Linked DNA regions of Homo sapiens: all the other regions are linked to region 1. Evidence: chromatin loops called from intact Hi-C (ENCODE). Cell type or tissue: heart right ventricle. All regions are shown on one strand.

Region 1 (8,000 bases):
TGGAGTGCAGGACGTGTTCTTCTCCTGGGTGGAGGGCACTGTTGGTGTAGAAACCTTTGTGAGCACAGCACTCACACCCTCCGTCCCCTCTCCCTGAGGCACCTAGGGCTTCATCCTCTTCCAGCCTGGCCCTTCCCAGGGTCTTCCAAAATGTTCACAGACCTGAATTCTGTGGGAATTTGAGAGTGCTTTGGAGCTGCTGTCATCTAAAGGGGCTGGCCTCCAGGGCTGTGTGTGTGTGTGTGTGTGTGTGTGTGTGTGTGTGTGTGATTCTTTTGGTTCTTTTTCAGGAAGTGGAAGTAAGATCTACTCTGACCTGACCTGAGTCTCCAAGATACCAAGTACGCTTTGACCTTCTGCAAAAAGCACTGGAAAGGCCTGTTTCACTCAATAGATGTCTACCAACCACCAACTCTGTGCAGAGAACAGTGTGGGGAGTGTGGTGGGACAGATGAATGAGGCATGGCTAGGAGAGGGAGGTCATGGTCCTAAAGGAAGGAAGAAAATGAGGTGGAGGTGGGTGGAGAATGCACAGGGAGGGATGGCTCCCCCGGTGCTAAAAATGCCGACTTCAGGCCGGTTCCGTCGGCCTCACCGCCTGTCACTCGCCCCCGCCTGGCCTCCTTCAGAAGACGGACTACCAGGATATCTTCACAACAGCATGCAGGGCCTCGCCCATCTCACACACCGCTGGTCCCTAAGATCCAATTTCCTTTTGCAAAGGGACGCAGGAGGGGGCTTTGGGGGAGCCTCTCTCTTCAGGCAGGGGAACCAAGGCCTCTGTTCACAGCTGGATCTTTGTCTGGGTGGTGGTCAGCATCCCAGAGAGCCAAGAGCAGAGTGAGGATTGCAGAGGGAAAAAGGTGGGGGTGGGGTAAGATATAGACTTTTTGAGACATCAGAAGGAACTTCCAGAATTAAGACTTTTGAGATATTAAAGTGGGTGGAATTTCTCTTTTTTGGACCCTGACAAAATAAAGGAAATAGGAATGTTTCAGGGGCCTATTAAACATAGCCTTCCCTGGAACTCTGGCAGAGAAGGCAACTTTGGATAGGGCCCAAGGGCCAGGATGGTGGAATCTCTTCCCGGGAGCATCGATCACAGATGCTCGTCCGCCAGGAAAAAAGTGAAGGGCCATAGCACTGTAGTGCCTGCAGCCTCCAGAAGAGGGAGCCTGGGGGCAGAGTCAGGGTGGGAGCCGCCTCAGGAAGGAGGGCTTTCTCCCCCTCTTAGGGGCAACTAGTTCTCTTTAACCTCGGGCTTGGGTCTTTTGGTAACCTCATTCCATGGATTAGAAGGTCATAATGAAGGCAAAACAAAGGAAGCTCAACGAGGAGGGCATAGGCTACAGAGAGGCGCCTTTCATTCACATTCTTTTGTTCACTGTCCAGTGAATGGAAGGCAGGGTCATTTTAGAGGCGCTGTCCCCAGAAATATTTGTAGCAGCAGGAGGGCTGCCCTGTGTGGGGTTAAGGAGGGGAGGTTAAGAGTAGCCTGTGCCCAGAGACAACCGCCCATGAGGCTGAGAGGAGACTGTTCAGTCCTGAGCCCACCAGGCTGCGGAGCAGGGCCAGACCCGCGTCGAAAGAAGACACAGGAACAATATTCTGAGGACCCAGATGGCCCTGGCCCCTCCCCCTCCTTGGGGTCACCACAGGCCACTAGGCCACTGCCCCATTACCCTCTGGGGGCTTCTCCTGCAAGAGAACAGGAGGCCTTTTCATTAGAGGCTTAAGTTTCCTTCTCTGCTTGCTCAGGCACAGAAGCCTCCGGCAACTTGACACTCCGGGAGCTCAGCTGCTGGAGACCCTGCACCCGTGTCCGGAAGCTGGCTCTTTTCCTCACACCTCTCCACCCACACGTGCACTTCCCCGGTTCCTGAGGGGCCACGTGCAACCATCCTGGAGAGGAATTTGGGGATCTGACTCGCCTTATCTGTGACTTGGCTGGGACTTTGCAGTGGGGTGTGGGGGAACTCTTTGAGCCACAGCGGGGGTCCTGGCCCTTTGGGGGAAGCCTGCCCTTTTTGCATTTTCTTTGGGAGAGGGAGGGGAGCAGCAGGCCTGAGCCCCTGCAAACCTAGCCCCGGGCTTCAGAGCTTTTGTCACGGATTCTGAGAGGCTGCTTGGCCCTGTCCAGAGGCCCCAGTGCTCTGTCACCAGACACCTGGGCATTCAAGGGGGCACAGTCAAGACTGCAAGTGGAGGACAGATGAGGAGCATCTCCCATGGAGAGATTTCCCATCGCGAACAGGCTCACAGGGAAAGGTTGCTTTTTGATTTGTTTTGTTTTGTTTTGTTCAGTGCTGAAAACCTTTATGATATGACATCTAGGAGGGAAAAATTCTATTGCAACACTTGACCCCACAATGACATCCAAGAAGAAATCATTTGTGTCTCTGATATCATCAGAAGAAACTAAAATGTCATTTTAGAGAGCCCAGGAGCCACCGAGGCAGGATCAGTGGATGCAAAGTCATAAAAGCACACCCCTTTAGGAAATGGGATGGGCAGTCCTGGGCACCCACCTCCCTCAGCCTCCTCAACCCATGCTCCCCACAGCCCTGCACCACCAGGTCGGCAGTCTGGAGCCCCAAATCCAGTGTGCTGACAAACAGGCTCAGAAAAAAAATACCAAGCTCATTAGGAAGGAGCTCATTAGGACTTGTTGACATGAAACCCATTAGACCAATTAACATTCCATTAATGGCCTGGGGCACAAAGGGGTTAATGCTGCCAGGCAGTAATTGGGCCAGTGTGCCGGGGTTGGGGGCTCAGGGCCTTAAGGATGAGACACAAAGTCTAATTGGGAACTCTCTGGCCAGCTGGCCTGACAGCATTTGTTCCTGGCCCCTGACCCTAGCTGAGACAAATTGATGGGGGATAGGGAAAGTAGGGCCAGCTCGCTTGGCCCCTCACTGTCCCACCCACCTGCCCCAAACTGGAGACGGGGCCCATGGCTGGCACAAGGACAAGGGTGAGGGGACACTCCCACCCTCCTGGACTCTGACAGTCCTGTTTTCTTCCTTCACGCCATTCCGCCCACTCCCTCTGGTCAAGTGTCTTTCTCAGCCCCGGGGAAGTGAGTCCCTTCTCTCCAGGAATTGCTTTGCAGTGATGTTACCCTCTTAGAAGAACTCTTTGGAGAAGCTAGAAGCCTTCAGGCCCAGAGCCCCGTTCATCTGAAGAGTGCTGGAGTTCAGAGAGAGGGATAGAGGGGACGGTGGCCCTGGGTCTGCCTGTCTTCTGGCCCCTGACCTCCTCCCCTCCTTCCTCCCTTCCTTCCCCCCTTCCATCCTCCTTTCCTTCCTCCCTTCCTGTCCCTTCTTCCCTCCCTCCTTCCTCCCTTCCTTCCTTCCTTCCATAGCAGCTAAGAGGCAGTCATGAGGGCCGCTAGGAATGCTTCTTGTCTGTCCTCCGACACATACAAGCAGCATGTTCATGATTTTCCTTCCCTTGAGACAGGTAGGGGCTGTGGAAGTCACATCCTCTGTCTGGGTCTCAATTTCCCCATCTGTAAACTTTGGGATTGGATGAGGGAATTCACAGGGCCACCCCTCAGTTCTCAGTTCCCATGATCTAAGCCTGGCCTTGGGGTAAAAAAAATTCTGGATTCCACATCCAGTAGAATCTACCACTTATTCTGTAATCTGTACAAGTCACTTTCCCTCTCGGACTGCAGAATGAAGGGATTTCCCCAGAACATTCGGGAAGCCTTTGCCCAGGATTTGCACTGCACACATGCTTGTTGAATGGAACGGAAAGGGTTGGATTGTAGCTTCTTTCTAAAGGCCAGCCAGCACCGGACTTCTCTTCCTCCCATCTAGTTGGAGAGTGGGAAGGAGGCCCCTGAGGTCAGCGAGCCAGGAGCTGTCAATCCCTTCAGCCCAGACGCCCCCAGGTTACCCCTCCACCCCCACCCCCAAGCCGTCCCCTCTGAGCAGCTGCCCAGGCCTGGGTTCTGACGTCTAGACAGATTTGCAGGAGGCTGAAATAACACAGTGAACTCAGCAGGAGGGACCGAAAAGCTGCATTAGTAACCTGGCTGGCTTCAACATCTCCCTCTGGGGCAGCCTCCTCAACCCTGGCGCAATCCGTCTCTTTTTCCCTCAGCCCCAACGCCGCGTCCAAAATGATCTTCTCTGGCCCAGCTCCCTTCCCAGAAGTGGCCTGTAGGTGGCGTCGCAGGGCCCGCTTTAATTGCATTATATAATATAACCTGTTTACTAAATCATGTAATCAGTCGCCTTAGGATTTGCAGCTTGGGATGTGTATGGAGAATTGGACTTTGAGTCAAATTTAAAAACAAATAAAAATGAGAGGCAGCTGTTGCTGATAGTGTGATATTCATCTTTTGGAAACAAATTCACCCCAGTGCTATAAATTATGCCTGGAAAAAAAAAGTGTTGCTGGTAGAACGGAGTTGGCTAGGTCTGCTCTGCTGGCAACTCATAGCGATGAATCTTGAAATAACGGTGTCAACCTGTCACTGATTTCATGTGACTCTGTGGATTTATCTAAAGAAGCAAAGGCGTGTGGGTGCACGCGAGCACACACACATAGAAACACACACATGCACCAGGTCTCTCTGCAAAACCCAGTAAGGGCTAGAAGTGACAAGCTGGAGGCGGGGTGTCTGCCAGAGCTTGGTGGTCCCTGAGGCTTGGTGGATGGGGTTGGCACCGAGAACTGAGCAGTGACAAGGGTGAGGTCAATTTGTGGTGGCAGAGGAGGACAGAATGGAGAGAGAGGATGCACCATGGGCTGGGAGGCTTGACCATGTGAGCAGGGGTTTGTCACCTCCAAATCAGTTGTTGTGTTGAAATGTTTCAAAAAGAGGGAGAAGTGGATGCTCCTGGAGGGGAGGACTAAGGAATTTGGGAAGAGGGGCAAGCTCCCCAGAGCCCGCCCCACCTTACAGCACAGCAAACACCCTCGCCTGCCTCTTCACCCCAGGGACTGTGGGTGCTGAAAGGAAGCTGGGGACCCTGAGGATTCAGGCAGCAGGAATGTGGGGCTGAGTGGGTGCTGCTCTCTGCCTGTCTTTCTGATCCTAGGCTGATGGGGGGAAATGGAGATCCTCCAGTCTGCTGAGGTCAGGCTTGGAGTGGGGCCTGGGAGCCAGGGAGGGAGTTTGTACATATCTATGTTACTGAAGGAGGGACAGGTGCAGAGGAACTGAGTGGGATTTGCACTCAGGTCTCACATCCTTGTTCACTCTGTGTCCTGAAGGCCAGCTAAGAGGTCAAAAATAAGCCGCGACTCCACAATGACCCAGGTCCCAGGGCACACCGCACCCAGCACAGAGCCCAAGTCCTTGCAGAATGTCACAGCCAGAACACCTGCTTCCCTACTGCCCCTCCGGGTCCTCCTTGGAATACTCAGTGGGGAGGCAAAGATGACAACCAAGACAAGCAGACGCTTTGGCCACCCATAGCTCTCCATACTAATTGTCATTTGCTGCCCTTCTGGGAAGCCAACTTGGGAGGTGGTGCCAGGTCATGCCCTAATATCACGATGCTGGTGTCCAGGGAACAGAGTGGGGACAGAGCAGAAGCCAGCATGAGCTTTGGCTAGGACTGCCTGCTTCTGACTCCCTAAGAGATGTGCAGATCTCTCTCCCTCAATCCTCCTTCAGCCCTTAAATGCCACATGGAGTGAATGCTTTGGAAATGGTAAGAGCCTTCTGTGAGACCAGAAAACCCAGAGACCCTTCCCATCCAACCCCCAATTTCCATCCCAAGGAGCGTGGCCTCCCCCTAATGGCCTGTGGCCCTACTTCCGAGGGCCTAAACCTCCTCTCCCGTCTCCACTCCCAAGACCATTTTACTGTTTGTTCTTTATTTGGAGTAACAATATGTCCTCACTGTGGTCGGGCCAACAGATCACTTATGCACTCACTGACCCCAGCCTAGAGATGAGCAGAAGCTTACATTAGAGACCCACCCTGGAGGAGAGGGTGCCGGGTCCCTCTGTGTCCATGGTTCACTATGGGGAGGATTAGTGGGCACACAAGCAGCATGATAAAGCAGTGTCTGGGGACAGGCCCCAGCACTGGGTCCATCACCCTCCTCAGCCGCTCCCTCCTCCATGGACAGGACTTGCCTTCCTTGAACTCCAGCCCGACCAGGTTTCCCAGAGAGGAGCCCCACCGTCCTGCCCTTTGCTGACAGCCATGCCGCTCTGACTCACACAGAAGCCAGAGTTCCAGGCCTGCAGTCTCTCCTCCTTGAGTCCCCAGTTCAGCTATTTTTTTTAACTGGGCTTCACAACACGGAGCAGGAGAGTCAGACGAGCAACACCCGCCCTGCTCCCGCGCCCTCTTCGTGGTCTTGCTCCCGCCTCTCCACACCGGGAACAAGAGTGCTGGAGCCCCACCGCCCTCCCTGCCTCGCTGTCACACCTTTTCTGGCTTCAAAAAGCTGCTGATATATTTTACAAACTGAAACAGCAATTTAATTCCCCCTGATAGCGGCAATTGTCCATTAGATCTTCCTACCGAGGAGCTTAACAATAATTCCTTTCATCCAACTGCTTGCTTCTTCTTGATCTGAGAATCAATCCCATAAATAGCAGGCAAGAGTTCTCACATTACTCTCCCCTCCAGCTTTTAGCATTTTGATGAAGATTCTCATCTCCTCTTTAAGCACTTTACAACTTGGCAATTTTTCCCCCTTTGGTTCCTTTAAACAAAATAAAACAAAAAACAGAAAAAAAAAAGCATGCTGGCTGGAAGGGGGAGCACAGCCCTTGCATTCTGCTCACGGAAGTGGTGTGCGCTTTTTCCTACCTGGAGGCAGGGGGATGGCTGCAGTGACCTGCGGTGGGTCCTGTCTGCTGGAAAGTGGGTGCTGCTCTGCCCCAGAGGCCATGACTATTGTGTCCCCAAAACTCACACTCACCACACCTGGGTCCCGCTTTTGCCAGTGATGTTCAACTTAGGGTACCTCTCCCATTCCAGGAGCCCCTCCCCCTATTGTTCACCCCCAGGAATGGAGGCAGGAGGGAGGCCACAGCTGCTGCCCTGGGGTGCTCTGAGCCAACTCCCTCCCCCAGCCTGTGGCCCCCTTGGAACCTTCTAACCTAGAGAGCGGATTCTGCCCTTTTGTTTTCCTCTCCAGCCCCTCCATCTCTAGCCAAACAACAAGAGTGGGAGAGGTGGGGAGGCCCAGGGAAAGAAGAGAGCTTGAGGCCTTTTATTCAATTATTTTCCTTTTTTTTTTCAACATGCAAGCAGCTCCAGGGATCGGGACAGTGGAGAGCCCTCCAGCTCCTCCACGGTGGTGGCTAGGGTGGAGTGTCAGGGCACCTGGGAGCCCCGGCCCGCCCCTCCCCCAGAGACACTATCATGTGCTCTCTCGTCTGCACACACTCACAGAGAAACAGATCTGAAAATGAACCTGGGACTGAAGTCCCCCTCGACAAACCTGATTCCCAGGTTTATTATTATTTGTCAAGAGCTGACAGCAGCCGCTCAGGCACTGAGCTGAGAAAACAACACAGGCCGGGCCCCTGAGACCCACAACTCAACAGAGACAGACAAACAGCTCCAGCGCTGGGATCCCAGGTGGAAAAGCGCAGAGCCACCTCCGGCAGCCCTCTCGGGCTCCCACCCTTTCATAAGTCTCTCTTCTCTGAGGCAGTCAGGAGGGCCCTGACGCTCACTGGGAGCTGGGGGGAGGAGGAAAGCAGGCATGGGGACCATGTAAGGTGTGAGTAGGGTGGCCGGAGCAGGGGCTGGTGGGGGAAGGAGGGCATGGAGGCGAGGGACCCTGAAGCCTACGCATTCCACCTCTGGTGCAACCTCAGATTCTCCTGGAGCCAGCGGAGCTAAAAGGGTCAGCCAGGCCCCTTTTCTCTCTGAGGACTGTACTGTGTCCTCTGGCTAGATGATACCTTGTTCCAAATTTTAAAACTTGCCTTTAGGAAAAAAAAAAAAAAGTCAAGAGTCAGAGTTGTGGAAGCAAGTGGCTCTGTGCATTCAATTTATCATTGAAAAG
Region 2 (8,000 bases), 59 kb before region 1:
GCAAAAAAGAAGGCCCCAGCTTCCCGGTTTTTGTTTTAGGACTTGAAGAAGCTTGGGTCTTCAGCCTCCAGGGCAAGTCTAGGGTTTTGAGCCCGGAAATCTGTGTTTGGAGGAAACCTCGAGCCAGTGACTGCCTACCTGTAGCAACGAAGGGAAAGTGTTACAGCCCGGGGGACAGCCATGGCGAATCTCCTCCCAGACCCTGACAACACAGAACCTGGCAGAGCCTGTCAGGAAGTGGAAGTCGGCACTGATTTATACATCTCACTCGATTCAGCTGATTAAATCCCCCTTGGCGTCTCCTCCAGAGCTGCCTTTTTTTACTCTCCTGGGTTGTCTCTGGCCCAAGAGCTGGAGGAGTATTTCCTATAAATAAGCAGCGCCAGGAGGAGAGGAGCCAAGCACGCCCTCCTCCCACCCACCTGCCGCACGGGCCTCCTGGTGTGGCTCCTCCGGGTGGGTGGGGCGATGGAGGCCTTGCTTCTATTCTGAGCTCACCTCTGCTGCTGTGACCTTGGGGAACAGAGGGGGCAGCTCTTGCCTTGGCTTCCCCTTCCTGGGGCCCCGTGGGAGCCGCCTAGCCCGTGAAGCTTATACTTTGAGCAGAGCTCTTGGCCTTTCTGTTCCTGCAGTCGCAGTCTAAAATGGAGTCTGCCATGCAGAAGCCTAGAAACTGGAAGAGCCCCTGGAAGCCACACATTTCCCCTCCCTGAAGTACAAATAAGGCACTGAGGTTTAGAGATGCCTGGGACTTCCCAAGGCCACACAGCCCGTTAGCAGCCAGAGGACTAGAACACAGATCTCCTTCACCCACAAATGCCCCCTACACCGGTTCTGGGCTGCAAATGCTCCTTGAATCCTGCAGGTCAACCAATCATCATTGCAGGCAAGGTGAACAGATAAAAACAACTAAAACTCAGAAGTCCAGAAGCAGCGTGGGCACTGGAGGAAAGGCAATCTCGTCACCACCCTTCTGTGGGCCTCATCTCCTTATGTATACAGTGCATGTGACACCGGGACCCTCAACGCCTGAGTTTTCAGCGATGAGACTGCTCTGAGTTTGAGTTCTCCTTGTTCCAACATCCCAGCCTACCATTCTCATGGTGTGTAAACCGTGCTGATATTATATTTGAAGCTGAAGCAAACTCGGAAGGTAAATTTACTTTTTTTTTTGTTTGTTTTTTGAGACAGGGTAGAGAGTCTTGCTCTGTTGCCCAGGCTTGTCTCAAACTTCTGGGGTCATGTAATCCTCCCACCTGAGCCTCCTGAGTCATGGGATTACAGGCGTGAGCCACCACACCAGGCTTGAAGGTAAATTTAATGGGGGAGTGGGTACCTCCATGCCATTCACCTTAAAACCAGTGGAAGTGACTTCTCAATCCCTTGTTTGGAATCATCCATGCTAGCCTGTGCCTCTTCTGGTAGGGATATTTGAGAATTTCAAACATAAAAGGTTGTCCTAGACTTTCTTCACCCCCAAAAAAGTACCCAACAAGGTTAGAAAAATACAAGCAAAGTCAGTAAAATAAATACAAGATGTGTCCCTTGGGATTCAACCAACACACATTGTTTCCTAGCCAAAGGCAGAGGGTGAGCCACCACCTGGATGCTTCGTCTGCTTACTCAGACCCTGGCTGCTTCTCCACCTTGTGGCTTGGATACCCTCCATGCCAATTTACCCAATTTGGGTAACTAAGGGCAATTTATGCATTGGATCAGAGCCTTCTCTTTCCTACCCTTCTCTCCCTTCCCTGGGTCTTTGGCTGGAAGGTGCTGAGAGGCAGCCAGATTCTATCAGTGAAGGAATAAAATAAAAACCTTCAGAGATAGAGTCCAAGGGCAGGGCTGGGACTGGCAACGTTTTAGGTGGGGCAGGGAAGAGGAAGCAAAATTTTGGCATCCCGGAGGTCTGGGGAAATGATATTCATCCCTTACATCTGTAAACATGAGCTGCTTCACAAACCTGCCTTGAGTGTGCTTTTTTTTTTTTTTTTTTTTTTTTTTTTTAGACATAGATTCTCAGGGCCACTGGGTCAAGACCCTCACCCATCATCTAGCAATCTATATTTCTAAAAACTTCCTTGTGATGGTCCCAAAGATCGTACACGCTGAGTATGAGAGAGCTTTCACCACGCTGTTCCATTTTAATGTCACCATCACCCCATGGGGTCAGCAGGACTGTCCTATTTGCCTGAAGAGAGATTGAGGTCCAGAGAGGATGGAAGTGACTTCCCAGAGTCAAATAACTGTGCCTCCAGCCTAAGGCCTCTGGCTCTGAGTGTAGGACGAGTGCTCACAGAGAGAGGATATGTGCTTCGGGGTCAGACAGGCTCCAATGCAAGCACAGTGCCTGGCACATTTAGCCATCCAATAATTTATTTCCCACTTCCCTTGGCTAAGGTCACTCAACTAGGGAGTCGTACAGTTGGGATTTAAAAACCTGTCCTAGAAGCCTTCAAGCCACTTGAGTTCTTTACGTAGCAATGGAAGGGGTTCAGCTGGGGTTGCGCACGCAGGCAGAGTTGTGCAAACCTGGCTACATGTCTCCCTGTCTGAGATGTTCCTGGGCAATGGTCGAGTCCCAGGATCCTAAGCATCGTCTCTGACTAGCCCCACAACTCCACTTGGCTGCGATTTCCAGTCCAGGCTTAGTCTCTAGAGCCGTGGAATGGAGACAAGGAGGGTCTGACTCTCTTTTCTGAGGAAGGAACTTCCAGAGCAGCGGTGGAAACCCCGTGGGGAGCACATGTTGGCTAAGCACACAGTATTATTAGCTTTTTGACAGCTTCCCCTCAGGGCTTATCAGACTCCAAACCCAGGTAGATGCCACTGTGTCTAGACACAGAGTTGCTCCCCTCTAGGCTCCTTAGCACCCAGATGGAAGTGAGAAGAGTGTTTGGTACGGTTCTAGTTACTTTTTTCAGCACCCAGAGCCTCACATCCCTGCTGGAATTATCCAGGAACCTGGGGATGACAGCTGGTTATCCAGCCCAAGAATTCTGTTCGTTTTGTTCCACTAGGAAGACAGCCGTGGTGTCCCCAAGCCTCTGGAAACTGCCTGAGGCCTGGGAATCAGATGAAAACCAACACGCCGGGCTCCATGGGCACCCCTGGAAGCGGCCCCACTCCTGTTCCTTGTGTGCTGTTGATTGAGACTCAGAAGCAGGAGCCTCTCAGGAGGGGCAGAGCAAGGCAGGGCTTTGGGTTTGGAATGGCAGAGAACTGGTGCCTCCCGAGCACCATCCTCTGGGCCAGCTGCAACACCCTGGAACTGCGACTGCCACTCATTCTTCACAGACCTCAGTGGTCCCCAGGGGAGTTTTACTCCAAATTGCATTTGGAACAGCAGAAAGATGACTTGTTCCAAAGGAAGGCCTTACTAAGAAACGATGAGAAGCTGTGGAATGACTTTTGGAAGTGGGGGGTGCAGGGGCCCACATGAATGCACAGCGGTCTCACGTCAGCCCAGGAAGAGCTGTCTGTCCCTGTGAGCCACCGTGCTTCATTTTTAATAGGGAAAGGGCTTGAACTGCCCTGGGAAACTCAAGGAAGACTTCATTTCCACTCAAGGAAGGAATTCCTGGAAGAAACCAGAATGGGACAAAGACATGAAGGAGTGAAGGAGATAAATGACAGAAAAGTTTCTGTTTAAGCTGTTTTGAAATAGGTGGAATTTTTATCTTACTTGGATGCCTGTGAAACAGGGGAATGAACGGGATGGCCTGGCAAAGATCCTTCCAGCTGAGGACTGTAAAAGAGCCCATGCCATTTCCTAAGGATTGTGTGGGAGGGTGGGTGACGGTGAGTCGGTGGCCGGAGTGGGGTGCAGTGCGGAGCCAGCCCCAGCCACCTGCCATCCTCCCCCCGGCCACTAGAGGTCTCTGCTGATCCACCGGCTCAGACCACACTCACCAAAGCCTCCCAGAAGGCGCGTGCTGGCGGCTCCCCTGCCTGGGCTCGGGGCGGGTGGGGGTCGGTTCTGAATGTCTCCTTTCTGCTGGAAAGCTTGTCCTGACCTCTCCAGGGCACAGCCGCGGCCCGTCCTCTGGACTCTTCAAAGCCTCCCATCTGCCTTACATACTGGACACAACAGAATGGTTCTCTCTAATGCAGGCGTCGTCTTTCCCTAGCTTGGTGGCAGGCTTTTTGAGGGAAAGAGGGGTCTTTCTCTGAATTCCCCGAAACTGCTTAGCGCAATGTTAAGTGCATGGTACATGCGAGATACATGTGTGGTCTGACTTTGGCCTAAGGCTGTGGGTGTATTCCTGTGTGTGGTGGTGTGTGTGTGTTTGTGTGTGTGTGATGTGTGTGTTTGTGTGTGTGCCCGCGCAAATGTGCCTTAGGAGGGTGGAGAGGTTGTCCCTGTCCCCAGACACCCCTTCCCGGCAGCATCCCTCCGTTCTGGCAGAGCCAGGGCCCTGTCTTAGACCAAGAAAAGCCAGATTCCCAAACTCGGGAAAGCCAAGCACATGTAAACAAGCCACCTAATCCTGTTCTTGTTCCACTCCTGTTGGGGGCCTTGGTCTCAAGGGAAAGGCAGTTCTGGCCTGTGGGGACAAGCAGCAGCTGCTGCTCTTAAGGAACATTCCTTCTCAGGCGGGAGAAGCGCTCAGGTTTCACTAGCCTGGCGGCAAAGGCCACCCTCTGGTCTCTGGGCTCCACGGCTGCAGGGCTGGGGGTGAGGAACCGGCAGAAGAGACAGCTTTAATGCCTGTGACAGGCAGTGTGGCTCATTTTATTCCACTTCAGTCTAGGGATGCCCCCTGTCCATCTAAGTAGTGATCTTTCCAGGGTAGATTGCCCCCTACCCCAGCCCCATCCAGTCTTCTCCCTGGTCCTGTCCTCAGGATGCTTAGCCACTGGGCAGAACCTCTAGGGTCCTGGCTGAGGTGATGGCCCCCTACCCCTTCCGCCCCCTGCCAATCTGGAAAATCCAAAATTCCTTAGAGGTCAATAGGCAAGTGCCACCCTTCTCAGGTGGGGATGCATTGATTAGCCCCCTTCCTATTCTGCTGGGGAGGCGCAGAGCTGCAGAGTCGCATCTGGCAGCTGGGCCTAGCATCTCAGAATGTCCTCAACTTTGTACCTCTCATTTCCCTACTTCCAGTCTACTAGCAAATCCAAATTCTTGCTTCGTAGCAATTGGCTTCTTCCTCTGTAGTCCCTACCCCACTGACCAATAGCTAGGTAGGGTCATCACTCTCCACCCAGGTCCCAGGACCCCTGATTCTTCTCCCCATGTGTCACAAAAACATATCCCCATGTAGCAAGAAGAACATGGGCTCTGGAGTAGCCCATCCCGGACTCCAGCACTTGCTAGGTGTGTGACTTTGAGCCAGGGTCTTCACTTCTCTCAGCTTCTCTTTTCTTGGATGTAAAATGGAGAAAATCATGTGTACCTTGCAGCCTGTCATGAAGAGTAAATTAGATAATCTGTGGAAAGCACCTAGTACACACCATGTTTGAGACAGAGGGGAGCTCAATAAATGTTCACCGTCTCCCCTCCTTCTGCCAGCTCTTCTTGGACCAATACAAGATGTGGCTGCTCAATTGATTTGTCTCCAGCGTGTCTCCAGCCCTGACCCTGTTGCCTACATTCTCCACTACCTTTAAAGTCTTTAGCAGTCGGCCACCACTATTAGCCCCAAAACAGAACTCCCACACATTTGGCTTCAAGGTACTCCATCATTACACTTGGAGACCTGGGACTGTGTCGCATCCATTTTTTATATCCCCAGAACTCAGTAGGCTCCAGAGGTGCCTGAATGGATGCAGGATGCGTGAATGAATGAGCCCCCTTCACCCCATCTCCTCTCTAGGGATTCTGATTGGCTCTCTCTGTTTCTCGCCTTCTTTCAGACTTCTTGCTACATTGGAAACACTCACCTTTATAAAGGTTGCCAAATAGGCTACCAACTCTCACCAAGCCTGCCTGAAATGCCACCTCCCAGAGGAAGCCCTCCCAAGGCCAATGAATCTGTAACTTCTCCAATCACAATGGGCAAAATCCTCCTGTTGTCCTCTCCACTCTGTACTGAGGTTTGTTTATCCTATTGTGGAGCAGGAACAAACTGGCCATGAAGGTGTGAGGGCTGGGTCTGGGACTTGGTCCCCCTCTGAGGAAGGATGAAGGATGCTGAGTTGAGACTGGGGCAACCTCAAGCCACACATGTGGATCACCCAATCCAGAATCCCTGCCTGCAGCTCCTCTCCCCATCTCTTTGGCTGCTCCTTTCCTCTGTACTCTTGACCCTGAGCATTTCACGGCTGACATGATTTATCTAGATCCTCATTGTGACTCATGGCTCTCTCTCCCTGAGACTGGGAGCTCCTCTTGGACAATGGCTTGTGTCTGTTCTCACAGGACCTAGCACAGAACATACAGTGAGTGCCCCCCAAACGCTTGGCAATTGAATGAGAACCATGATTCAATCCAATTTGCCTGGAATAGAGCTGAGGCTTAAATCTCCACAGAGAAAAAAGGATGAATTTCAGGTCAAACTAATACTTGAGTGAGGTGTCTCTCTAGTGGAATGGTTCCATTTGCGCCCTCTAGGAAGGACAGGAGAACCCAGAGTAGGGTCTAGAACCAGTCTCCTTACAGAGGATCCTGCCCCCACAAGAAGCCTGGGCTCTGAGGAGTAGGAAGCCTGGGTGTCATTGGGTGCCTGCAGCACAGGATGGGTTCCTAGGGAGGGGGAAAATCTAGCTGTGGCCCAGGTCTTTGAAAGTCTGCTTTAGTCCCCTGCTTGGTAGAACAGTCTCCCTTACTTCCCATCTCCACTTTGCCCAGCAGAGAAGACTCACACAGAGAAATCGAAGGCCGAGCAGGAAAACGCTCAACCCATCGATCTGGATGGAGGACACGGCATAGCATCTGGGAGTGGGGATACCAAGTTGAAAACAAAAATGTCTCCCGCTTTGCAACACAAGGCTGGATGATTAGCACACAGGGAAAACCATGAGCCAGCAGTTTGCAACAAAGCTGGCAGGCGGCTGGAATGTTGATCCAGAGGATCATGTTCCAGAGGGGAGACACCCCTCCCCAGGCCAGGCTGGTGCTCAGGCTATTTCAGGCCGGGGGGATTAAGGGTGAACCATGACGAATGCATGTGCCCGCGTGTGCACACACATACACACACACACACACACACACACTCACAAGCTCCTTTTCTCTCTCTCATACAGGCTCCTGTGTCTTGAACCCAAGACCTGCCTCCTGCACTGAAAGTCTCGGTCCCCGATTCTTAGCAGCCCTGGGCCTCTCCTTCCTGGGAGAGCCCATGCAAGCCCGGCCCCTACCTTAGTGCAATAATGACAGGGGCCTGTCCTGGGAAGGCTTAAGAGACGTGTGAGTGTGCAAGTGGGCCGAGGGATGGCCAGAGAAGGCAGGAGAGCAGGTTAGGAAGCTCCTGCCATAGCCTATGTGTAATTACCGTATTTACCCCTGAAGCCTGAGCAAAGCAGGCAGTGGCAGTCAGAGAAAATGCAGGGGCAAGTTTGAGTAATACAACAGGAGCAGCACATAGCACATCCTCCTGACTTTCCCGCCTCCTCGTACCCTGGCTGCGCACTGAGCCACATGCATTGTCCTTTCACTTGCTGTCACTCTTGCTGCCGTTCCTCTCTCCGTCTGTCCTTCTGCCCCGTCGTTCTCAGTATCGTCTCCCTTTTCCTGGGTTTGTGTGCCTCCCTGTCTCTCTCTCTTGCTCTTTTCCTCCAATTCTTCAGCCTGTCTCTGCTTCCCTCCTGAATGTTGACCCTGCATATTTGGCTTTCTTTCCCTTTATTTTTCTTCCTATTTCTCCTTTCCTCCTTTGGCTTCCCCTTGCCCCTGCCCCCCACCCAACTTTCTTTCTCTCATTCCATTATTTCTTTCAATAAATACTTCCCGGCCATCTTTCTTGCACAAGACCTTGTGGTAGCCACTGCTGGGGTCACAGGGAGAGTACACTAGGACTCTGAAGGGATGAGTCTATTTCAAGAGACTATCAGCAGGC
Region 3 (8,000 bases), 380 kb after region 1:
ACATAATTGTCAGATTCACCAAGGTTGAAATGAAGGAAAAAATGTTAAGGTCAGCCAGAGAAGGTCGGGTTACCCACAAAGGGAAGCCCATCAGACTAACAGCGGATCTCTCGGCAGAAACTCTACAAGCCAGAAGAGAGTGGGGGCCAATATTCAACATTCTTATAGAAAAGAATTTTCAACCCGGAATTTCATATCCAGCCAAACTAAGCTTCAAAAGTGAAGAAATAAAATCCTTTACAGAGAAGCAAATGCTGAGAGATTTTCTCCCCACCAGGCCTGCCTTACAAGAGCTCCTGAAGGAAGCACTAAACATGGAAAGGAACAACCAGTACCAGCCACTGCAAAAACATGCCAAATTGTAAAGACCATCGATGCTAGGAAGAAACTGCATCAACTAATGGGAAAAATAACCAGCTAACATTATAATGACAGGACCAAATTCACACATAACAATATTAACCTTAAATGTAAATGGGCTAAATGCCCCAATTAAAAGACACAGACTGGCAAATTGAATAAAGAGTCAAGACCATCAGTGTGCTATATTCAGGAGACCCATCACACGTGCAGAGGCACATATAGCCTCAAAATAAAGGGATGGAGGAAGATCTACCAAGCAAATGGAAAACAAACAAAAAAAAAAAGCAGGGGTTGCAATCCTAGTCTCTGATAAAACAGACTTTAAACCAATAAAGATCAAGAGACAAGGCCATTACATAACGGTAAAAGGATCAATTCAACAAGAAGAGCTAACTATCCTAAATGTATATACACCCAATACAGGAGCACCCAGATTCATAAAGCAATTCCTTAGAGACCTACAAAGAGACTTAGACTCCCACACAATAATAATGGGAGACTTTAACACCCCACTGTCAATATTAGACAGATCAACGAGAGAGAAGGTTAACAAGGATATACAGGACTTGAACTCAGCTCTGCAACAAGTGGACCTAATAGACACCTACAGAACTCTCCACCCCAAATCAACAGAATATACATTCTTCTCAGCACCACATCGCACTTATTCCAAAATTGACCATATAGTTGGAAGTAAAGCACTCCTCAGCAAATGTAAAAGAACAGAAATCACAACAGACTGTCTCTCAGATGACAGTGCAATCAAATTAGAACTCAGGATTAAGAAACTCACTCAAAACCACACAACTACATGGAAACTGGACAACCTGCTCCTGAATGACTACTGGGTAAATAACAAAATGAAGGCAGAAATAAAGATATTCTTTGAAACCAATGAGAACAGAGACACAACATACCAGAATCTCTCGGACACATTTAAAGCAGTGTGTAGAGGGAAATTTATAGCACTAAATGCCCACAAGAAAAAGCAGGAAAGATCTAAAATCGTCACCCTAACATCACAATTAAAAGAACTAGAGAAGCAAGAGAAAACAAATTCAAAAGCTAGCAGAAGGCAAGAAATAACTAAGATCAGAGTAGAACTGAAGGAGATAGAGACACAAAAACCCTTCAAAGAATCAATGAATCCAGGAGCTGGTTTTTTGAAAAGATCAACAAAATTGATAGACCGCTAGCAAGATTAATAAAGAAGAAAAGAGAGAAGAATCAAATAGACACAATAAAAAATGATAAAGGGGATATCACCACCAATCCCACAGAAATGCAAACTACCATCAGAGAATACTACAAACACCTCTACGTAAATAAACTAGAAAATCTAGAAGAAATGGATAAATTCCTCCACACATACACCCTCCCAAGACTAAACCAGGAAGAAGTTGAATCCTTGCACAGACCAATAACAGGCTCTGAAATTGAGGCAATAATTAATAGCCTACCAACCAAAAAAAGTCCAAGACCAGATGGATTCACAGCCAAATTCTACCAAAGGTACAAAGAGGAGCTGGTACCATTCCTTCTGAAACTATTCCAATCAATAGAAAAAGAGGGAATCCTCCCTAACTCATTTTATGAGGCCAGCATCATCCTGATACCAAAGCCTGGCAGAGACACAACAAAAAAAGAGAATTTTAGACCAATATCCCTGATGAACATCGATGCAAAAATCTTCAATAAAATACTGGCAAACTGAATCCAGCAGCACATCAAAAAGCTTATCCACCAAGATCAAGTTGGCTTCATCCCTGGGATGCAAGGCTGGTTCAACAAATGCAAATCAATAAACGTACGCCATCACATAAACAGAACCAAAGACAAAAACCACATGATTATCTCAATAGATGCAGAAAAGGCCTTTGACAAAATTCAACAGCCCTTCATGCTAAAAACTCTCAATAAACTAGGTATTGATGGGGCATATCTCAAAATAATAAGAGCTATTTATGACAAACCTACAGCCAATATCATACTGAATGGGCAAAAACTGGAAGCATTCCCTTTGAAAACTGGCACAAGACAGCGATGCCCTCTCTCACCACTCCTACTCAACACAGTGTTAGAAGTTCTGACCAGGGGAATCAGGCAAGAGAAAGACATAAAGGGTATTCAATTAAGAAAAGAGGAAGTCAAATTGTCCCTGTTTGCAGATGACATGATTGTATATTTAGAAAACCCCATCGACTCAGCCCAAAATCTCCTAAGCTCATAAGCAACTTCAGCAAAGTCTCAGGATACAAAATCAATGTGCAAAAATCACAAGTATTCCGACACACCAATAACAGACAAACAGCCAAATCATGAGTGAACTCCCATTCACAACTGCTTCAAAGAGAATAAAATACCTAGGAATCCAACTTACATGAAGGGATGTGAAGGACCTCTTCAAGGAGAACTACAAACCACTGCTCAACTAAATAAAAGAGGACACAAACAAATGGAAGAACATTCCATGCTCATGGACAGGAAGAATCAATATCGTGAAAATGGCCATACTGCCCAAGGTAATTTATAGATTCAGTGCTATCCCCATCAAGCTACCACTGACTTTCTTCACAGAACTGGAAAAAACTACTTTAAAGTTCATATGGAACCAAAAAAGAGCCCGCATTGCCACGACAATCCTAAACAAAAAGAACAAAGTTGGAGGCATCACGCTACCTGACTTCAAACTATATTACAAGGTTACAGTAACCAAAACAGCATGGTACTGGTACCAAAACAGATATATAGACAAATGGAACAGAACAGAGGCCTCAGAAATAACACCACACATCTACAACCATCTGATCTTTGACAAATCTGACAAAAGCAAGAAATGGGGAAAGGATTCCCTATTAATAAATGGTGCTGGGAAAACTGGCTAGCCATATGTAGAAAGCTGAAACTGGATCCCTTCCTTACACCTTATACAAAAGTTAATTCAAGATGGATTAAAGACTTAAATGTTAGACCTAAAACCATAAAAACTCTAGATGAAAACCTAGGCAATACCATTCAGGACACAGGCATGGGCAAGGACTTCATGACTAAAACACCAAAAGCAATGGCAACAGAAGCCAAAATTGACAAATGGGATCTAATTAAACTAAAGAGCTTCTGCACAGCAAAAGAAACTACCATCAGAGTGAACAGGCAACCTACAGAATGGGAAAAAATTTTTGCAATCTACACATTTGACAAAGGGGTAATATCCAGAATCTACAAAGAACTTACACAAATTTACAAGAAAAAATCAAACAATCCCATCAAAAAGTGGGCAAAGGATATGAACAGACACTTCTCAAAAGAAGACACTTATGCAGCCAACAGACACATGAAAAAATGCTCATCATCACTGGCCATCAGAGAAATGTAAATCAAAACCACAATGAGATACCATCTCACACCAGTTAGAATGGCAATCATTAAAAAGTCAGGAAACAACAGGTGCTGGAGAGGATGTGGAGAAATAGGAACACTTTTACACTGTTGGTGGGACTGTAAATTAGTTCAACCATTGTGGAAGACAGTGTGGCGATTCCTCAAGGATCTAGAACTAGAAATACCATTTGACCCAGCCATCTCATTACTTGGTATATACCCAAAGGATTATAAATCATGCTACTATAAAGACACATGTGTTTATTGCAGCACTATTCACAATAGCAAAGGCTTGGAACCAACCCAAATGTCCATCAGTGATAGACTGGATTAAGAAAATGTGGCACATATACACCATGAAATACTATGCAGCCATAAAAAAGGATGAGTTCATGTCCTTTGTAGGGACATGGATGAAGCTGGAAACCATAATTCTAAGCAAACTATCTCAAGGACAGAAAACCAAACACCGCATGTTCTCACTCATAGGTCGGAATTGAACAATGAGAACACTTGGACACAGGGTTGGGAACATCACACACCAGGGCCTGTCGTGGCATGGTGGGAAGCGGGGAGGGATAGCATTAGGAGAAATACCTCATGTAAATGACAAGTTAATGGATGCAGCACACCAACATGGCACATGTATACATATGTAACAAACCTGCACGTTGTGCACATGCACCCTAGAATTTAAAGTATAATAAAAAAAAAAAAAGAACTGAATTCCTTGGACAGAGAAAGATAGGACCAGATAATATTCTTTTTTAACATTTAATTAAAAATATAAATAAATTCAAACCTATGGAAAACTTCAAACATATACAGAAGTAATCAGAACACTATAATGAACCACCATGGACAGATATGGATACCTCACTTTAGCACTATCAACTCCTAGCCAATCTTGCTTCATCCGTAACTCCCTACTTTACCTCATTCTTTTATTATTTAAGTATATTCCAGACATCAAATACTTTCATGTATAAATGTTTCAACATGTCAGATGAATGTTTGAAACTCTTCCAACTCCAAGATCACATGTTTCTATAACACCAACACGAGAAAACTGAGACGTGTACTAACATTCAGAAAGTGAATTATGTGTACCATTTACCCAACCAGTTCTAGATAAACTAAGGGAGTTCGTGCCTGAACTGTCTCATTGTCTAGTTTCACGGTGACATCTAGTGGATAAAAACTGCAACAGAAGTGGTAAGATCAGAAAGCATCTATTGTCATGGAGTCATATGGACAAAGTTTACAGGCTCAAAATAGTTAAGTCACTGAGCATTCTTCAGTAGTTCATGTCCTTTTAAAAAAAAAAGTGTGGGGGTATTATAAAAACTTTAAAAAATCTTGTGACATTTAAGGTTTTTCATAACCTGATTTCCTCCTCCTTATCCAACCCCATTTTTGGTTATTCTCCATTATAAACTACCAATTAGAAAGGTTCCATTACTTATTCCCAAATACACCTGGCTCATTGGAGATTCTAGGCTTTTTTTTTGTTTGGGTGGTTTTTAAGAAAAAATTATCTCGGCCAGGTGTGGTGGCTCACACCTGTAATCCCAGCACTTTGGGAGGCCAAGGCAGGCGGATCCCTTGAGCTCAGGAATTTGATACCAGCCTGGCCAACATGGTGAAACCCCATCTCTACTAAAAATACAAAAATTAGCCAGTCATGGTGGCAGGCACCTACCCCAGCTACTCAGGAGGCTGAGGCAGGAGAATCAGGAGATTCTCTTGAACTCAGGAGGAGGAGGTTGCAGTGAGCCAGGACTGCACCACTGCACTACAGCATGGGCAACAGAGTGAGACTCCGTCTCTAAGAAAAACAAATTCTCTTGAATTTACCAATACAAAATGTGTAGTTCAAGTCTATCTCTCCCATGAATTCTTCCCCTACTGTTTCCTTAAAAATTTCTGAACTCCCATAGCACAACTTTATTGCAAAACACAGAAAATCTCTCTATATTATTATCTGATACAATGAGTGGTCTATTAGTTTTGTATTTCTACCTGAAAATATAAACCCATGGAAGGTCCTATTTTACATTTCCTTAGTATCGCTACAATCCATAACAAACAGCATAGGCAAATACTGCTGACTGATGAGTTCTATTTTTGTATTAAACAGATGAAGTAAAATCCTCACTACAGTGGGACTAACAGCTACAAGCACCACGAAAGCAAGGACTGTGTCTGTCTTAAGTCAATGTTCTATTCCTTGTACTTTATGCAGTGCCTGGCTCAATAAATATTTGCTAAACAAATAAAAATGATTATTACAAACTGAACAATGACAAGAAAGAGTCAAATAGTTGTGGACAAAGAAAAAAATTTTAATAGTAGTTCAACATGATAATGTGTGCTTCTAAACTTTTCCTATTTATACTAATAGCACAATTAAATTTTGACCAAGTATGTTAAGCAGTAATACAGCTTTTATTTTCACATACTCATAATTTTCCATATTTTCTCTCTTCCTCTCATTATTTCTAGTAATACATTTTAAATAAGATGAAGAACAATTACTGAAGCAGAGTTGAAGACTGTATCAACTGGACAAAAGCTCAGGTATACTAAGGTGGGGGCTAAATGGACAGAGTCAAGCAATGTGAATGGATGAAATCTACTCACAGTGGTTAATTTTTAAATATTAGGTATATAAAATGAGTCATTAAATAAAAATTACATTTTTCCAAAAACTCTGGATATGTTACGAATTTACTATGTATTATTCTTTAACCTACAACTATAGATTCATTTATTGTGATAATCAGATTAAAAAACAAAAATAAGAAAAATGAGACAAAGATAAATAATAAATGAAATGCCACCTATGTATACTGAACTTCTTTGCAACGAAGGTAAGAATTATTTCTCTCTGTAAATTACAAACTAATAGTAGCTTGCCTAGAATATAATTTCAATATAACTTGGAAAATCCATGTTCTTGACCTAAAGTGCTTTCTAATAGGTTTTGAATTCTAGCACTTTGGCACTTTTCTTTTTTTTTTTTTTTTTTTTTTTTTTTTTTGAGACGGAGTCTCGCTGTCGCCCAGGCTGGAGTGCAGTGGCGCAATCTCGGCTCACTGCAGGCTCCGCGGCACTTTTCTTTAGATAATTTTAGAGTATCTTACCAAACACAAATGAATTTAAATTTAAAATTTTTAAAAAGCATTATCCCACTATTCCCCACTTTACAAAGCTAAAAAAAAAAAAAAAGGGGGATGATTATCAAAAGTGAAGCTGAGTGTGATAACTCTTAATCCCTACCTCATACCCTAGATGTCATATTTATAGTTTAGGGGATAGGGAAAATATCATAGACATAAAATAAAAAGAACAGGTACTTACAGCCTGGGCTTGTTGTTGGAATAATTCGTTCTGATTCTCTTCATCCTCTATTCCATCCCCAGGCATCAGGGAAGGAGGTAACCTAGAACTTCCAATAGCAACATTCAAATTGTTTGGAAAAACACTTGTCCTTTTGGAAGTTAAGTGTGTTGCTGAAGACTGCATGGCTATGGAGCCTTCTTTTTGTGCCTACACGAAAGAAGAAAGGGGGATAGTAACATTCTACCCCAATCCAGAGCAATCAAATAATGCCTCTAAAGCAGTTCAGAAGATTTTAAATTGGGGTGGGGGGCAGGGGAGAGGCTTTAGCTGGCAGAGAAACTAACATTTACCAGGCACCTCCCATGTGCTAATAATTTAGGTTATCTCATCTAACTCTCACACAATCCTATGAGAGAAGTATCATATCCTTATTTTATGGATGAAGAAACTACAATCAGTGAAGTTAAGTAATTAGCCAAAAGTCAATAGCTAGAAGTAGCAAAGCCAAAATTCAAACTCAAGTCTGAACCCAAAATTCTGACATTGCTTTTAACTACTTGGTAAAAGCAAAAAATTGAGTCAGAACACAGGAATAAAACATGGTTTCTCTACAAAAAAAATTTACTGTCTTCACTAGTTAATTAGATTATATTAGGCATGTAATCAAAGGAAAGCAATTCTGTTACTGCCTAATAGCTTATCTCATAACACACATATTTTCCATTCAATCTTTACTCAGGCTCACTTTTGAACTTACTCTTTCATAAGACTTCTGAAGCTGTTGCTTTTTTCTCAACCTAATTTGTTGATTTACTCGGTATTTAACTTGTTTCTGAAAATGTTTCAAAGCTTCTTGTTTTTTTCTTAGCTGTTCCTTTAGTTCTTCTTCAATTAAATATGCTGATGTCTTT

The links. Peaks named below come from ENCODE experiments on the same cell type or tissue, not always from the same donor. Only the 100,000 strongest peaks of a DNase experiment are listed, where the experiment ranks them.
Region 2: it touches region 1 in a loop (3-fold over the local background); 37 of 110 quality-filtered maps call a loop at or near these places.
Region 3: it touches region 1 in a loop (4-fold over the local background); 57 of 110 quality-filtered maps call a loop at or near these places.

The regions. Positions count from the first base shown.
Region 1 is chr11:125,342,107-125,350,106 of GRCh38, reverse strand. The region is part of intron 3 of PKNOX2 (PBX/knotted 1 homeobox 2); the gene reads right to left. Among named protein-coding and RNA genes, the nearest start is that of PKNOX2-AS1, 79 kb to the right of the region's middle. RefSeq lists an enhancer at 140-682. In heart right ventricle, CTCF peaks have their summits at 1,166 (motif pointing right), 3,973 and 4,172 (motif pointing right); DNase peaks (open chromatin) are centred at 1,140 and 4,146; H3K27ac peaks cover 4,680 bases.
Region 2 is chr11:125,400,925-125,408,924 of GRCh38, reverse strand. The region is part of intron 7 of PKNOX2 (PBX/knotted 1 homeobox 2); the gene reads right to left. Among named protein-coding and RNA genes, the nearest start is that of FEZ1, 91 kb to the left of the region's middle. RefSeq lists an enhancer at 1-171. In heart right ventricle, a CTCF peak has its summit at 3,866 (motif pointing right); a DNase peak (open chromatin) is centred at 3,894; H3K4me3 peaks cover 323 bases.
Region 3 is chr11:124,959,111-124,967,110 of GRCh38, reverse strand. CCDC15 (coiled-coil domain containing 15) reads right to left here. Exons shown (of 16, transcript NM_025004.3): 3 at 7,847-7,996; 4 at 7,108-7,296. Among named protein-coding and RNA genes, the nearest start is that of CCDC15, 8.9 kb to the right of the region's middle. In heart right ventricle, a CTCF peak has its summit at 4,934 (motif pointing left); no DNase peak of the experiment used is centred here.